Linked DNA regions of Homo sapiens: region 2 is linked to region 1. Evidence: chromatin contacts called from ENCODE POLR2A ChIA-PET data. All regions are on one chromosome and are shown on one strand. Each heading gives the region's core, a stretch centred on a gene start or an enhancer-like site at or near the end of the contact. The rest is flanking DNA. Distances are from core to core; before and after follow the strand shown. Region 1 has its middle 41 kb from the start of ASAP2. Region 2 overlaps LOC100996549 (a long non-coding RNA gene).

Region 1 (2,715 bases), core at 158-2,657:
TTGCTTCCTCATCTGAGCAAGGCTCTCCGCCCAGCTGAGCTTCATTCTCCCTCTGAAACCTCAGAAGAATCAGCTCTCTGGATGCCCAGGTCTTGGGCCTCCTGTCCCTCAGATCCCTTTGCGGCTCTTCCCTCTCTTCCGGGTCACAGAGTGGGCCTGAGGCCTGCAGGCGGGGTACCCAGGCTCAGCATTCCCTGGCTTCTGGAGGCTCTTGGCCAGTGGGAAGCTCTGGGAGGAGACAGAAGGAGTAAGAAGGTGGAAGCCCGGCTACTTCTCCCTCGGCTCTGCCTCCAACTGCAGCTGGGCAGGCCTGCCATGGCCCCAGTATCTACCACATGACCCCAGCCCTGGGCTCAGCTGATGTCACCTCTCACCTAGGGTGACAGTGGCTTCCTGCTGTTGCCTCACTGTCTGCCTGCCAGCTCAGCTCCTCCATCTTCTATTCCTGGTGGAGCCTGGACAACCACAAGACCCACACTCCCAGAGTCAGTGCTCTGTGTCTTCTAGAATCTTCTGTTCCCCACATTTTCTCATTTGAAAGTGAAAGTTTTGTGCTTGGTGATCTTCAGTCTGTTTCCAAACACGCGAGCTCTGCACCTGTAACAAGTCCTTTAGGCCCATGCAGTGGGGGTTAAATTCACCATTTAGTCCAGTGATTCCCAAACTTGCCTGAAGAGCTCATTAACAATGCAGGAATACAGGCTCCAAACCCTCGGACTACAAAGCAGTCTCTGGGGTAAGGCCCAAGAATCTGACATTTATCAAGCATCTCAGGAGATTCTAGTGCAGGCATTCTGCTGCCCATTCTTTTTTTTTTTTTTTTTTTTTGAGATGGAATTTCACTCTGTCCTACAGGCTGGAGTGCAGTGGTGCCATCTTGGCTCGCTGCAACCTCTGCCTCCCAGGCTCAAGTGAGTCTTCTGCCTCAGCCTCCTAGGTAGCTGGGACTACAGGCGTGCGCCACCACCATGCCCAGCTAATTCTTGTATTTTTAGTAGAGACAGGGTTTCACTATATTGTCCAGGCTGGTCTCGAACTCCTGACCTCGTGATCTGCCTGCCTCGGCCTCCCAAAGTGCTGGGATTACAGGCGTGAGCCACTGTGCCCGGACTTGCTGCCCATTCTTATGGTGCCTGTGGCTCCGGTTTATTGAATAAACCTCAGAGACTGCAGAAAGAGCCAGGTGCTGCTCCTCGGTCATGCCCTGTGGCTGGATGGCACTGTGAAGTGTCAGCCACATTTTTTTTCTTAACCTTCCTCTGACTCTTGCACCCAGCAGGTGCTTTGAAGCAAACAGAATCCAAATCTGGCTGATGGGAGCAGAACAAGACTTCTTTGTAGGCAATGGGATGACTCACAGAATCTCCAGAAGGGCTGGTGCGCCAGGCCCAGACAGTACACAGCCGGAGCCATATCCCAACTGCAAAACAGCAACAGTCCTCCAGGACACTCAACCCCTGGTTCTGGCCACAGGCCGCTGGCTACACCAGGATGCCACCATTAGGGTAGAGATTTGATCCCATAGTTAGCTGTTGCCACTGCCAGAGAGCTCTTTGCTCATTTCATTATGAATTTCCAATTCAAGATCAAGGCTACATGTAATGCACTGGCCTCAAGCGAGGCTGGGGAAGTGAGTATCTGGCATTTTTAGCTTCTAGAAGCAGAAGAGGGCTTTTCTCACATGAAGACCCATAGGCGGGAAATTCTGTAAATATAGGAAGGGGGTTCAGCCGCAAGAACAAAAAGAAAGACAATTGTCTGCTGCGTGAACCTTGCTTCACATCCCTCCCCCCGACTGCCTGGTTCACCTTCTGGAGAGAAGGCTTCCGTGGCTCCAAGAGGAAGTTGTTATAGCAGAACCCGAGAACAGGGGATGAAATTCTTGGTTTTAAAACTGTGAATTTTTTTGGCTCTGGACCCATGTTAGAATCTTCTGGGAGACTTTTTTTTTTTTTTTTTTTTTTTGAGACAGAGTCTCACTCTGTCACCCAGGCTGGAGTGCAGTGGCGTGATCTCGGCTCACTGCAAACTCCACCCCCCAGGTTCAAGCAATTCTCCTACCTCAGTCTCCTGAGTAGCTGGGATTACAGGCGCCCGCCACCACACCTGGCTAATTTTTGTATTTTTAGTAGACTCAGGGTTTCACCATCTTGGTCAGGCTGGTCTTGAACTCCTGACCTCATGATCCACCCTCCTCAGCCTCTCAAAGTGCTGGGATTACAGGCGTGAGCCACCGCGCCCAGCCTCTCCTGGGAGATTTAAAAAAATATCCATCCCTGGCCAGACGTGGTGGCTCATGCCTGTAAACCCAGCACTTTGGGAGGCCGAGGCGGACGGATCACAAGGTCAGGAGATCAAGACCATCCTGGCTAACACGGTGAAACCCTGTCTCTACTAAAAAAAACACAAAAAATTAGCCAGGCGTGGTGGCGGGCGCCTGTAGTCCCAGCTACTCGGGAGGCTGAGGCAGGAGCACGGTGTGAACCCGGGAGGCGGAGCTTGCAGTGAGCGGAGATGCACCGCTGCACTCCAGCCTGGGCAACAGAGCGAGACTCTGTCTCTAAATAAATAAATAAATAAATAAATAAATATAAAAAATAAAAAATAAAGAATACCCATCCTTGGCCTAGCACAAACCAATTGAATCAGAATCTCTGGAGCTGGGGCCTGGATGCCAGTATGTTTTGTTTTGTTTTGTTCTAATCTCCCCAAGTG
Region 2 (2,715 bases), core at 116-2,615, 600 kb before region 1:
CTGGCCCTGCCCATGTACCACACGATCTGCTCAGAAAACCTGGAAAATGCCTGATCCTGGCACAAAGCACAGCCCTTTAGTCCCAGTTCTTCGCCAGGTGATTTCCTCCAGGCCTTAGTCTTCCCGGACAAGGCCTTAGGCTTTAACAGTGGGGAAGGCCTTCTGGTGCTGCAGCCCCTGGGCGACTGCTCTCTGGGGTGAGGGCCCAGCCAGCAAGCCCATGACCATAGGACTGAGGACATCCCTTCCCCTGTACCCACCTTAGTCACCTCCCACCCGGCACTAGTGGGTCCTCACCAATTTTATTTGAATTGAGCCTAGTTCATTCTGGAGGTTGAGACTAAACATCCTTATTGAGCAGGTGTCTTGGAGACCCCCGAAGGCCACAGGCTTATTTTTGCCCCAAGAGTGCAGTAAGATCCTAAAATTGAAGTGATCTTTCTTGCCCTCCTAGACTGACTAAAAGTCCTGGTGGAGACAGGCTGAGGAGTCCTGCACTTACGTCTGAATGTTCTGTTAGTTGGGTTTTCACATTCAGAGTACACTGTGGAGATAATCACCTTCTAGCTTTCTGGAAACTTCCTAGGTTTACTCCCTGGTGCATTGCTCCTCCAAGTTATAATTCTAGAAACTCATTCCTTTGCCTTTGGCAATAATAACCCAGATCCCGGGACTCCAAATGGAAAAGAACAGGCTGCATTTCCAGACTTCTGGTGTGGAGGGGGAAGCCAGACAGAATCATTCTGGCTGTGAGCTGCAGCGGTGCTGTCCATGCCAGGCCAAATGCATCAATCCCTAATGATGACTTGAAGCGTTATTAGGATCCAGGTGACCTCGTCATCACAATCCTCTCTGAGCGGTAAAACTGGAAAAAAAAAATAAGGCAGATTGTGCTTGGGACTAGGGAGCCCCTGAGACGAGTTACACCCAGCACTTCCAATGTCTGGGAGCCCCCAGGAAGCACCCTTTGGAGAAAGCGTAAGTCAGTTCCCTAAAAGGAACTAAAGATGTGTTCCATCCCACTGTGCAAACCAAATTAATGCTGCATGCTGAAGGCCTTCCTTGCCAAGATAGAGGTGGATTTCTATTAGTCACTGAGGGCCATTTGCCTGGATGCAAATGGCCTTGCTGAGCTGGTGCGATGTCCAGCTGGGGGTTTTGGGGAGCAGTCAGCCCCGTGCATGTGTATTTAATAGTCATCAGGGCTTTCTCTTTTGGCTTCGAGGCTAAGCTTATTATCCAAGGAACAAATGGAATATGAAGGCTGCCTCAGCACCGCCAGAGCCCATTAGGAGATGTGCTATGAAGCAAAGGCGGCGCGTTGACAGGGCTGCAGAGAAAGAACTTGGAAGCAGAGGCAGGAAAGGGAGGGCGGCTTCCGTCCCAGCATCCCTGAAATGGCTTGCTGTGAGTTCAGCAAGCCACACTGACACCACGCACCTTCCCCGTGCCTGGAGCTCATCTGCAAACAGATTATCTTGCAGACAGAACCTCCAAAGGGCCCTGTCATCCTACAGCACATCGTCATTCTCACTCAGAAGCAGGGGACGTGGGGCCTTTTGTCTAACACTCAACAACATAAACGTCTGTTTTCTGTTTTTCTCCCCTCTACTCTTTAGACAATAAACAAGAACCATCTGACATTTTTCTTAGCTTGTATATTTCAAACTCAATCCACCTTAAGCATCCTACCTGACCCTCCCCAACCCTCCTTCCCTCCCGTGTTCTCTTTCCCTTTGGAGTCCTTACAAACTCTCCCTCTAGTTCGATGGTTCAGAGAAGACTGAGAGCTGGGCCTGGGCCTTGAAAACTTCCCAGTGGTTTTCTACTGCACTCACACCCTCAGGCACCTGGTGGGGTAGATCCCACCTTTTCGATGTCCCCTTCTCTCCACCGCGGCCACCTACTCAGACCACTTGCGCTTTGCACCTGGAGCATGACAGTAGTCTCCTAACTGTCCCTGACCACAAGCCACACCCTCTGCCATCTTTCCTCTGTTTGCTGCCAGAATGATGTTTCTGAAATACACAAGAGACCTTGTGGCTATCTTTCTCCCTCCCTCTCTCTACCCCTGCTTTCCTCCCGCCTCTACCCTCCTCTACTCCCTCTTTCTACCCCTGCTTTCCTCCCGCCTCTACCCTCCTCTAGTCCTTCTTTCTACCCCTGCTTTCCTCCCGCCTCTACCCTCCTCTACTTTCTAAGCATCTGCTATGACCAGCCATTGTTCTAGGTTTACAGATCTACAGGGTGGGGCAAGAAGACATCATATCCTCTGTCTTTTGGAGATCATAGAAACATTTGCTCTGGGGAAATGCTAAGTAGCAACCTACACCATTAATTGTTTAAAAACGACTGTGACTCAGTGCCAGGAAGAAGACTTTGTAAAAGGTAATGTGAAAATGTTTTCCCTGCTCAGAATCTTCCAGTGGGATGAACATGATGTGTCAATGCAAGCTTATTATTGTAACAAATGTACAACTCTGGTGGGGGCAGGGGCTCTATGGGAACTCTCTGTACCTTCTGCTCAATTTTGCTGTAAACCTAAAACTGCTCTTTATAAAAGGTCTTCTTTTTTTAAGTCTCCCAGTGGCTCAGCATACAAAACCCATGACAGAGGGCTGGGCTGAGCTTTTCCCACATCCACTGTGTTCCCTAAGGTCCGTCTCCGCAAACCACTCCTTGTTTGAGTACCCAATGCTCCCGTGCCCCAGTTCC

The links. ChIA-PET counts read pairs that join two places held with the same protein, here RNA polymerase II (POLR2A).
Region 2: POLR2A ChIA-PET joins it to region 1 with 13 read pairs in activated T-cell. The contact joins two enhancer-like sites. POLR2A ChIA-PET finds 5 or more read pairs at or near these places in 3 of 52 experiments (H1, PC-3 and activated T-cell).

The regions. Positions count from the first base shown.
Region 1 is chr2:9,164,428-9,167,142 of GRCh38, reverse strand. No RefSeq gene overlaps it. Among named protein-coding and RNA genes, the nearest start is that of ASAP2, 41 kb to the left of the region's middle. Within about 2 kb of position 1,407, at least 9 of the 41 ENCODE cell types and tissues checked have a DNase peak (open chromatin) inside an H3K27ac peak, as active enhancers do.
Region 2 is chr2:9,760,366-9,763,080 of GRCh38, reverse strand. All of the region lies in intron 2 of LOC100996549 (a long non-coding RNA gene), which reads left to right. Among named protein-coding and RNA genes, the nearest start is that of TAF1B, 82 kb to the left of the region's middle. Within about 2 kb of position 1,365, at least 4 of the 41 ENCODE cell types and tissues checked have a DNase peak (open chromatin) inside an H3K27ac peak, as active enhancers do.